Regions from separate parts of the Homo sapiens genome. Here region 2 is linked to region 1. Evidence: chromatin contacts called from ENCODE Hi-C or POLR2A ChIA-PET data. All regions are on one chromosome and are shown on one strand. Each heading gives the region's core, a stretch centred on a gene start or an enhancer-like site at or near the end of the contact. The rest is flanking DNA. Distances are from core to core; before and after follow the strand shown.

Region 1 (5,777 bases), core at 1,433-3,932:
ACCGCCTGCTAGGGACCCTGTTGTGGGTGCTGGGGGCAGTGGGCCCTCCTGATGAGACAGCTGCCCAGGCTTGGCTATCGCATCCCCATGGGCTCAGTCACTGCTGAATGTCCTGCTACTACCTTAGGAAGGGAAGGGATTTCAGTAGCAGGGCCCCTAGAACAGCCCAGCAGCCGAAGCCCAGGACACAGCACACCTGTGCGGGTGCGGCCATCTGCTCCACACAGAGCTTGCCAGCCACTCAACAAGCAGGCCGCACTTCAGGTGGCTCATGGGAGCCGTGCTTCTTGCGGTGGTCTTGGGCCAGCAGCAAGGGGGTCCTCAGGGAGCTCACAGAGACCTGCTCCTGGCCAGACCCACTGCCACGGCAGCTGCATCTGTGCCAGCCCTGGGACACGTGCACTCTGAGAGTCAGACAGCCATGCTCTAAATGTCAGCCTGGCCTCCTCCGAGTGCCTTTTGGTGGGGGGAGTGAAGTATTCCCATCCTGTCTGTTTCTCACTGGCCCAAAATCCCAAGCTAAAGCCTCCCCATCTGCCTCTGCCACAGGAGTCTGCTGCGGTTCCTGTCCTACTCCGCCCAGGTGACGGGACAGTTTCTCATCTATCTGGGCACATACATGCTCCGGGTGCTGGATGACAAGGAAGAGCGGCCATCCCTCCGGTCACAAGCCAAGGGCAGGTTCACGTGTGGATAGGGATGCAGGCTGTCGCCGGCTCTTGAGCCAAACACTGTGTTTCGTTTGGCTCAATGACGAATGTTGAAGATGCTTTTATGTTCTGAGCCACATGCACTTGGAGGCCGCTGGTCACGCTGCTCAGGAGTGGTGCCCAGAAAAGGAAAGGGCTTGGTGGTACATGAAGTGGGGGCAGTGGGCAGGGTGCCCTGGGGGGGAGGCATAGAGGGCCCTGGGGGTCATGGGAAGCGAGCACGCAGCAGGCGTGCCCAGGAGCGTGTGCATGTGTCAGAGCCATTTGGTCCATCATCTCCTGCAATAAACCCATCGCAAGAATGACCTTCAAGATGTGTGACACTTCCTGTGTCTCCTTTATCTCTCAGAAGAGCAAAAAGCAAACAAAACAAAACAAAACTATCAGAACAGCAAAAAAAAAAAAAAACTTTATATAGAAGCAAAACTCATCCAGGAATATTCTGCTAACAGATATAATCTCTCATAAGTCTTTATTAGTGCCACAAAAATAACAAGCTGCAAAATGTTATTGTATGTTTTTTTCAAACATGGATTTTTAACAGGCTCAAAGGGGCCCTCACACTGAAGGACTCAAATTGTGGAGGTCTTCAAGGACTTTTTTACTTTTTCACTTGTGAAAGTGAAAGGACTTTACTTTTTCAGCCTCTTTTTTCTTTTTCTTCTTTTTTTTTTTTTTTTTTTTTTGAGACAGGGTCTAGCTCTGTCACCCAAGCTGGAGTACAGCGGCCTGATCTCGGCTCACTGCTGCCTCGACCTCCCTGGGCTCAAGCCATCCTCCCACCTCAGCCTCCTGAGTAGCTGAGATTACAAGTGCACACCACCACCCCTAGTTTTTTTTATTTTTGTAGAGATGGGGTCTTGCTATGTTGCTCAGACTGGTCTCAAACTCCTAGACTCAAGCAATCCTCCTACCTGGGCCTCCCAAAGTTCTGAGATTACAGACGTGAGCCACCACACCCGGCCCAGCCTTTTTCTTAAAAACCAAAAAACAACTGCTGCACCCTCAGCTGCAGATTCTGCCTGCAGCCAGGTGGGGCACCGCGTTGCCAAGGTGGAGCTGTGCCTCATGCTGGCTCAGCTGCGAGGAACCTCCTGTCCGTGGCTGGGATCTCTAGCTGCAGGCACAGCTGGACGAAGGCAATCAGACAACATTGTAAGAATCTGTCTCCCACTCTCTTGGATCTGATTCCCTGCAGGGAGGGGGGACCCCCTCAAGTGGAAGCAAGTGCAGACCTCAGGCCCTGCAGCAGGAAGCTCTGGGCTACACCTTGTCCCCCCATTGGATGTCCTGGGTTACACCTCATGCTGCAGACACAGCAGCTGGTGGCTCTGCCAGGCTGGGCCACACACTGAGTCCTGGAGCCACCCCAAAGAGAAATAGGGTGCTGTTCCTAGAATCAGGGGGAACAGATGCTAGAAGAAAAATATTTCCTGATTAAGAAATGATGCCTTGGAGGCCTTTTCCTTCCCTAGCCACCAACTCTGGCCACAGAAAGACACCACAGTGTGTCCCGGAACCCTAGAGGAAGAAAAACTCTCCCCTCCCCTACCCCCTTCCCGGGGCTCCCAGCTGCTGCTCAGCCGTTCCCGGCAGGGATGGTCCTCCCTTCACAGACAGTTTGCAGTCCCCTTTGAGAGGCCCCGTGACCGGCGCTGAGTCCTGGGCTCTCACTGTGTCTGAGCCAGTTCTTGGAGAAGCTGGGCCAGGCCCCACAGCAGGACAGACAAAAGGAAAGGAGGTGGCGTTCCTCAAAGCACAGGCTCTTCTTTCACACTGCGAAAAAAACAGGCACTTTCAGTATTATCCCTTCTTGCCTTCCAGAATGAGCTGCGCTGCTGGTAGAGCGAGGGTTACAAAGAGTGTTCAGGCACAGGCCGTCTGCTGTGACTTCAAAACATTTCCTATATAAGGAGCTCCTGACCGCCCTGCCCACCTCGGGCCAGCAGGAGAGGAGGTGAGGAGGAGGGCTGTAGCCAGGCGTGTGGCCGGCCTGGCCGAGGGGCGCTCACTCCTGCCTCTCACTGACTCTGGGCTTGCGTCACTTCCCAAGGATTCCACCGGCCTGGGCAGTGACTGCCTGGCTTCCAAAAAAGGAATTTTCACTCCAGTGCCTGATCCTGTTGACTCAGCCCCTGCCCTCACTCGCTGAGAGGCCCTAGGCCTACGTCCAGATGGTGGGGAAACTGTGGGGGCCCAACCTGTTCGAAGGGAGGAATTGGGGAAGGGACGGGCTGGCCTTCTCCCCATGGGAAAGGGGAGGACATTCAGAAGGACCTCTTGGCATTTGGGAGCTTCTGAAGGAGCTGCGGCCACCGCCGCCCTGTCTCCTGTGCCCATGATTCACGGAGTGGCCCGGGACAGAGCAGCCTCTTCGCAGAACCCTCAGGGAGGCTCCAGGCCTCAGGGAGGAGGCAGCAAAGGTTGGTTTTGCTATTGTCAAAGTCTTCAGTGGGCCCTTGGCCAGGAGACTGGTGGAATTGAAACCCACTCCCTTAGGGGAAGGGTCCCAGCAGGCGTGGCTGTCTTGTCTCTGGTTCGGATTAGGTGACAGGCACTCCAAATGTGACACTTTCTCGTTCTCATCTTAGTTTCTCTATCATCTGCATTTAGCCCGCTAGCTCAGACCAGGATGTGCCCCATGCAGGTGAGGGTGGGTGGGGAGAGCCAAGGCACTCCAGCGGGCTCAGGGCCTGGACCCTGTGAGGCCTGGATGCCGCCTCCACCTAAGCCTTCAGCTGAACCCCCAGGGTGGCGTGTGTGTCCCTTCAGGGGCTGAGTGTTCGTCTGTGTGTCTTTGATGGGGCCAAGCAGAAGAGCTCGAATTGGAAATTATTCACTTCTAGAATCACAATTCAGAAAAAAAGAAATGGTTCCCATGAGCCCAGGTTTCATGCTCCTGCAGTCACTACATGGACCTGGACGTCACTCCTATGACCTCTTTTTCAGGCGCACAAACACAGGTAGCTGCCATGAGCATCCCACGCGCATGCGTCCTGGTGTGTTTCTGCCACATGATCCGTAGGCTAGATTCAAGGAGCACTTTCTGCCAGCAGCAGGGAACAGAGTGCAGGCCTGGGATGAACTGAGGACATCAGAATGAAATGCTCTAAGAGCCATGATCTCATGGCCAGAGACAGACTCTGGCTAAAATCACCTGTAGTGACCAGACTTCACAGCCCAAACCACTGTCTTCATCCATAAAATCAGGATCCAATCGACTTGGTCCAGGAACTCCATTCCCAGACAGATTTTCTTGGCCCAGATTTTAAAAATGTAAACACGGTCCCTCTTCCAGCCAGCACTTTTCAGCTGGCCAGCCACAGCTTGCCCTTCTCCTGCACCCCAAGGAAACTGTCACCACCCGCCAGGTCAGGAGCCCAGCTCAAAGCCATGGCGTAGGCCTCTTCAGGACTAGGATTCTAAAACGGGGGTCCATTTCCCCAAAGGGAAGTTCTCCTTTCTCCTCATGTGATGAGGTGGGGGCGGCTCATCAAGCCACATGTGGGGGTGGGCCTCCACCCAGGATGGCACTGTCCCCACACAGGGTCTCCTGGCTCCCACTCCCTCCTGTGTTATAAATTGTAGGGAAAGAAAACTGTGGCCAGCACCTTTCTCTACCATCACCTCCACGGGGACAGCTATTCCTTGCTAGAATTACCAGGCCCCCTCCAGCAGCAGAGGCCATGGGGCTACCTGCCTGCCCTCCAGCTCTGACAGCCAGCTCTCAAGTCCCAGTGGGCCAGGAGGAGAGCTCTGTCTTCCCCAAGATTTTATTGTATTGTGGCAAAATCAACATAACTTTTTTTTTTTCTTTTGAGATGGAGTTTCGCTCTTATTGCCTAGGCTGGAGTACAATGGTGTGGTCTCGACTCACTGCAAACTCCGCCTCCTGGGTTCAAGCGATTCTCCTGCCTCAGCCTCCTGAATAGCTGGGATTACAGGTGCGTGCCACCACACCCAGGTAATTTTTGTATTTTTGGGGTTTCACCACATTGGCCAGGCTAGTCTTGAACTCCTGACCTCAGGTGATGCACCCACCTTGGCCTCCCAAAGTGCTGGGATTACAGGTGTGAGCCACCATGCCTGGCCAACATAACATTTTTTTAAATGTATCTTCCACCTCAGCCTCCCAAGTAGTTGACACTATAGGTGCACACCACCACACCCAGCTCATCATCTTTTTTTTTTTTTTTTAGATTTTTTTTTTGTTGTTAGCAACAGGATCTTACTATGTTGCCCAGGCTGCTCTCCAACTCCTGGGTGCAAGTGATCCTCTCACCTCAGCCTCCCAGAGGACTGGGATTATGGGCATGAGCTATTGCTTTTAAAATCTGATGATCAGTGCAGTGCCTTTTATTCTGAGCCTCCACTCCACTGAGTGGTCTCCCCCACTTCATGCCCCAGGGGCTCATGTGCCAAGGCAGTGGGGGACACACTCCGACTATGGGGAGTTGTGTCCCACCCAGGCCTCCCCTGAGATGCCCACTGGCTATGACTGTCGGAGGCCAGTCTGTGAAGGTCACTGCGGCAACTCCCCCAGCCCACCTGCAAGAAGGCTTCAGGCCACCACTGCTGGGAGCCAGGTTCTCCCTGCCACTCCAAGGCCAGGCCAGGGTACCAGGACCCCTGTGATATTGTGATATAATAAAAAATACGTTTTTGGCCTCTGCCCCCATTCCTGACATAGATCTCCTAAAATCTGTAATCTCCTGAGTGATTGGAATGGCTGACAGAATTCCTAAATCCTTTGGAATTTCCTGGGTTATGGGGGCATCTTTTCTTTTTTTTTTCAAGACAGCATCTTGCTCTGTCACCCAGGCTGGAGTGTAGTGGTGTGATCACAGCTCACTGCAGCTTCCTGGGCTCAAGTGATCCTCCCACCTCAGTCTCCTAGGTAGCTGGGACTACAGCTGCACACCACCATGCCTGGCTAATCATTTTTATTTTTTGTAGAGATGAGGTCTCCTTATGTTGTCCAGGCTGATCTCAAATTCTTGGGCTCAAGCGATCCACTTGCTTTGGCCTCCAGAAGGGCTGGGATGACAGGCATGAGCCCCCGCGCCT
Region 2 (5,777 bases), core at 2,155-4,654, 1.2 Mb after region 1:
CGAACCTGGGCACCCCAGTGGACTTGAAGACAGGTGAAGCCAAGCAACCTCAGAATGAGAACTTCCCCATTAATAACCTTTAAACATGACCTTTCATTAGCTTAACAAAACCTAAGAAATGCGCATGTATTCAAGAAAAGCAGTAAGTAAGATGAATTACTGTGTTTTAAGCCATAATGTTCAATTAATTAGTAATTTCCATCCAGCCTGCTGCCTGACTCATAATGAGCATTCTCTAGTCTAAATAAAGTGGAGACTGCTTAGTTACAGAGCATTTTATTTAGCTTCCTTTTATTTCAACTTAAAGAAGGGTTCTTTTTATTTTTTAGAGATGGGGTCTCACTCTCTCACCCAGGCTGGAGTGCAGTGATCACAGCTCCCTGCAGTCTTGACTTCCTGGGCTCAAGCAATCCTCCTGCCTCAGCCTCCGGAATAGCTGGGACTACCGGGACATGCCACCATGCCTAGCTAATTTGTTTGTTTTTTTTGTAGAGACAAGGTCTCACTATGTTGCCCAGGCTGGTCATGAACTCCTGGCCTCAAGTGATCCTCCTGCCTCGGCCTCCCAAAGTGCTGGGATTATAGGCCTGAGCCACTGGGCCTGGCAAAAGGGTGGCTCTTGTAGTGTTTTTTTTTTTTCCTTCTTTTTTCACATGCCTGCTGTGTCAGTCTTGTAATGTTTTTAAAAGGCTGACTACTGTGTATTTTTAACCCTTTTTAATTATTACCATTTTTCAGAAGTAGTTCACTAAGACTTTGTAAGAAGGTGCAAGTGGCTTTCATGCCATAATACCAGGTCAAAACACATATGGGGGAGCCTTAATTTTCTTTTATGTGAGGAAAGCCCTCCCTTTGGGGAGGAAAGAAGGCTGACTTCTGAAAGCCAAAGCTACAATGGGAAGAAACACTTTGTTAGCTGGGAGTGAGGAGCCAGCGAAAACGACACCAGAGAATCCTTCTTCCCACACACGTCCCGCCGTGGACACTGGAGAATCCCTCTTGCCACACGTGTCCCACTGTGGACACTGGAGAATCCTTCTGCCCACACACGTCCCGCCATGGACACTGGAGAATCCTTCTCGCCATACACGTCCTGCTGTGGACACTGGAGAATCCTTCTGCCCACACAAGTCCTGCCGTGGACACTGGAGAATCCTTCTCCACACACGTCCCGCCATGGACACTGGAGAATCCTTCTCGCCATACACGTCCTGCTGTGGACACTGGAGAATCCTTCTGCCCACACAAGTCCTGCCATGGACACTGGAGAATCCTTCTCGCCACACACGTCCCTCTGTGGACACTGGAGAATCCTTCTCCACACACACGTCCTGCCGTGGACACTGGAGAATCCTTCTCCACACACACGTCCTGCCGTGGACACTGGAGAATCCTTTTCCACACACACGTCCCACTGTGGACACTGGAGAATCCTTCTGCCCACACACGTCCTGCCGTGGACACTGGAGAATCCTTCTCCCCACACACATCCCGCCGTGGACACTGGAGAATCCTCCCCACATACGTCCCCAGCCATAGACACTGGAGAATCCTTCTCGCCACACACATCCCGCCGTGGACACTGGAGAATCCTTTTCCACACACACGTCCCGCCGTGGACACTGGAGAATCCTTCTTGACACACGTGTCCCACTGTGGACACTGGAGAATCCTTCTCGCCACACACGTCCCACTGTGGACACTGGAGAATCCTTCTCCCCACACACGTCCTGCTGTGGACACTGGAGAATCCTTCTTGCCACACGTGTCCCACTGTGGACACTGGAGAATCCTTTTCCCCACACACGTCCTGCTGTGGACACTGGAGAATCCTTCTTGCCACACGTGTCCCACTGTGGACACTGGAGAATCCTTCTGCCCACACACATCCCGCCGTGGACACTGGAGAATCCTTCTCCCCACACACGTCCCGCCGTGGACACTGGAGAATCCTCCCCACACATGTCCCCAGCCGTAGACACTGGAGAATCCTTCTCGCCACACACGTCCCGCCGTGGACACTGGAGAATCCTTCTCGCCACACACGTCCCACCGTGGACACCGGAGAATCCTTCTCGCCATACATGTCCTGCTGTGGACACTGGAGAATCCATCTCCACACACGTCCCGCCGTGGACACTGGAGAATCCTTCTTGCCACACACGTCCTGCCGTGGACACCGGAGAATCCTTCTCGCCATACACATCCCGCCGTGGACACTGGAGAATCCTTCTCACCACACACGTCCCGCCGTGGACTCTGGAGAATCCTTCTACTCACACACACGTCGCGCCGTGGACACTGGAGAATCCTTCTACTCACACACATCCCGCTGTGGATACTGGAGAATCCTTCTCGCCACACACTTCCCACCGTGGACACTGGAGAATCCTTCTCGCCACACACGTCCTTTCGTGGACACTGGAGAATCCTTCTACTCACACACGTCCCGCCATGGATACTGGAGAATCCTTGCCACACACGTCCTGCCGTGGACACTGGAGAATCCTTCTCGCCACACACTTCCCACCATGGACACTGGAGAATCCTTCTCGCCACACACGTCCTGCCGTGGACACTGGAGAATCCTTCTACTCACACACGTCCCGCCGTGGATACTGGAGAATCCTTCTTGCCACACACGTCCCGCCGTGGACACTGGAGAATCCTTCTCGCCACACACTTCCCACCGTGGACACTGGAGAATCCTTCTCGCCACACACATCCTGCCGTGGACACTGGAGAATCCTTCTACTCACACACGTCCCGCTGTGGATACTGGAGAATCCTTCTCGCCGCACACGTCCTGCCATGGACACCGGAGAATCCATCTCCACACATGTCCCGCCGTGGACACTGGAGAATCCTTTTTGCCACACACGTCCAGCCGTGGACACTGGAGAATCCATCTCCACACACGTATCCTGCTGTGGACACTGGAGAATCCTTCTGCCCACACACGTCCTGCTGTGAAAACCTCCACGCTCCCTTTCCGTTTTTGCTCTCAGCTGTCCTTCCAGTATGCTGCTTGGGTCAAGCAGCCGCATCTCCACTGTCCTAATGACAAAAGACACCAGCACTGTCTCACTTCCTTTCCTCCTCCTCTCCAGAGTGTTACCTTCCTGATTGACAGGGACTTTCGGTTTTCTATTTAGAAGCACATGTTTGGTGCAGACATGTTGTCCAAGACTTGACATTGGGAAATGTTGGGAATAATCTGAAACTCCTTACAATGTGATGTTTTGGTGATTAAAAAAAAATGTTTAGGAAAGGTTGCTAGGCTTTAAAAATATATATATTTTGCTAACCTCATGGAGTCACTGTGCAGACCCTCTCAGCAGCTAGCCAGGCTGGCCTGGCCCTGACGGCCCGGGAATAGCAGCTGTCTTGTGACTTCCCACAGCAGGCACATTGCGTCGTCTCTCAAAGTCCCTCCTCTGGAGCGCCTCCTCTGCCCGTGGGGCTGTGCGGGACAGTGGCCGCGTCTCTGTCTCATTGCAGGACAGCACTGGGTCTTAGGTGCTTTTTCATGTTGTCCACACCTAACGCTGCTGCTCCCCGGGGCCCAGTTTTGAAACTGCCCTTTGGCATCATGCTTTCCCGCCCCTCCTGGGAGCAGCGCCTGTGGGAGGGCAGCGTTATTCCCAGCTCCTCAGAGAGGAGACCACATCCATGGCAGTGTGTGACTGTCCCTTTCGGCGGTCCTTTGTGAAGCCCGCGGGAAGTTCTGCATTCAGTTCCTGACTCCCAGAAAAACGTCCTGTCTTTTGAACTGAAAGGAGGCTGATGTCAGAGCCTCGTTGAGTAACAATGGAGAAAATCTACATCAGAGGAAAGAAGCCCTGAGCTGCTTTAAATGCTTCTGTAAGATGATATGCCACAACACGAATGTGGATTGTTGACAGTAACCACAGAGACGAGATCATCGAGGGAACCAGCTGGGAGTTTGTGAGGCCATAAAACACATCATCAAAAATATGGTGAAGCAAATTCAGAATTGGTTTTTAGAAAGGAGAAGGAACCATTGGCAATCTGACCCATAAATTATTCTACATTTTCAAATATTATAACTAGGAAGGTCGCTTCAAGGAGCCTTCAAGCCCCTCATGCCCACCCGCCCCAAACCCATTGTCACTGCTAGGTCCCAGATTTACAGCCACCTGGAGAGGAAGTTGCAGGGGGTCTCTGTGCAGCTGAGGATGATGGAAGGGATTGCAGAAGGCTGGTGCTGTAACTGTTGTTAGCGGGAGATTGAGGCCGGGGGGTGGAGTAGGGGCTACTTTCTTCCCCCTGCACCTGCTATCATGATTTCAGCAAAACCTTGCCTTTCTCCTCTTCAATCTTAAATAGGTACAGTGGCTGAGTATTAATATTAATGAGCATAATAACAATAATAAAACTGGCAGTAGCATCAAATGAATGTGGTCTCCTGCAGTAGAAATATTTACCCGATGTGTCCTGCCAGTGAGAGAGATTTTGGCATTAAACCTAGACATTACCTCATCCTCCTGGGCAGACAGCCGATTGCCATGCTAAGCAAGTCTGCGCCGAGAAGAGCTGAGTACCTGCCGACGGCTGCATGGCCCAGACCCCAGGGAACACAGTTTCCTTGAGCCTGTCTGTCTGTCTGTCTGTCTGGGTCTCACCCTTAATTCCTTTCTTTCTCTTTCCCTCCTCCGGAGGTTGGCATTGTGTATTTTCAAATTGTGTTGCTTTTTTTTTTTGCAGAATCTTGTAGGGTGTGTTGTGAAAAGTCTGCCAGCCAGGTGGGTGGGTATTATTAATAATCCATAGAAACCCAAGGGGTCCGGAGTGAGAGGAGAAACATGACGTGCCTGTGTGTGCACAGGACGCCTGACACTCGCTCACACACGCATGTCCCTCTCTCTGAGAGCCAGGGAATGGGGTGGGGGTTGGTTTGGTTTAATGCATGATAAAAACAGGGGCATTCTGTAATAACAGAGCTTTCATTTCAAGATTCTTAACAACTAAAATAATATTTTGAAACATTTGGAATTGTACTAGAAATGTGTGTTTGATATGTTCAACCTAAGAAAACATCACACTTAAAATGCTTTTACTCCACTGGCTTCAGACCTCTTTGAAATTGGTGCCTACACAGCTGAGAAGTCCGGGTAGGTGCCGTAGGCAAATTGAGGGGAGAAAGTGACATCTTGTGTAACGCTGCAAATTCGCGGAAGGCTTTGAACCGTCACCAGAGTAGCAAATACTCATTGTGAAAGTTTTTGCAATGAGGTACGGAAAACCATTTCAGCTGCTCTGATTGTCAGCTCTCCTGTGTTTTCTTTAGCTCCTGACTTAAAGTTACGTGTCCTGTCAGTTTTGATACTCTTACTACTTAGTGCTTTAGGTTTTATCAGCTGGTGCCACATCTTTTAAAATTCTGTCCCACTAGCCTCTGTGCTGGTCCTGACCGATTCACCAGCTCTTGGGACTGTGTCCAGATGCCTTTTGTGATGCCTCTTTTCTAAAATGCTTTTATTTGGGTTTAAGATGTACTAATTCTTTCACACACCCATAGCTGAATACCAAATATTGGTATGCATACTACCAAACTTTTGTGTATGAAGTTCGTACAAGGCACTAAGTCATTTAAAACATTTTAATTGTGTGCTGAGCTCGTAAGTGTACAATATGACTGTCTAGTAAATTCTTAATTATTTGTCGACTCTTTATCGAAGAAAAAAGTAAGTAGGGGAAAAGATAAAGGAGCATCCAGCCGGTGGCAAAGGAACAAGCCGTGTAGCTCTGCTTCT

Evidence for each region. Hi-C counts contacts between places; a loop is a spot of excess contacts on that map. ChIA-PET counts read pairs that join two places held with the same protein, here RNA polymerase II (POLR2A).
Region 2: a map of ascending aorta shows a loop between it and region 1 (2.8-fold over the local background). The contact joins two enhancer-like sites. A Hi-C loop is called at or near these places in 1 of 168 maps with a recorded cell type or tissue (ascending aorta). POLR2A ChIA-PET finds 5 or more read pairs at or near these places in 1 of 52 experiments (OCI-LY7).

What each region holds. Positions count from the first base shown.
Region 1 is chr18:12,276,574-12,282,350 of GRCh38, forward strand. It overlaps CIDEA (cell death inducing DFFA like effector a), which reads left to right. Exons shown (of 5, transcript NM_001279.4): 5 at 550-1,022. The coding sequence ends at 697. Among named protein-coding and RNA genes, the nearest start is that of CIDEA, 25 kb to the left of the region's middle. RefSeq lists enhancers at 1-322, 1,124-5,078. Within about 2 kb of position 2,683, at least 28 of the 41 ENCODE cell types and tissues checked have a DNase peak (open chromatin) inside an H3K27ac peak, as active enhancers do; they include ascending aorta, where a contact is called at or near this core.
Region 2 is chr18:13,496,872-13,502,648 of GRCh38, forward strand. All of the region lies in intron 4 of LDLRAD4 (low density lipoprotein receptor class A domain containing 4), which reads left to right. Among named protein-coding and RNA genes, the nearest start is that of LDLRAD4-AS3, 29 kb to the left of the region's middle. RefSeq lists an enhancer at 3,369-4,026. Within about 2 kb of position 3,405, at least 15 of the 41 ENCODE cell types and tissues checked have a DNase peak (open chromatin) inside an H3K27ac peak, as active enhancers do; they include ascending aorta, where a contact is called at or near this core.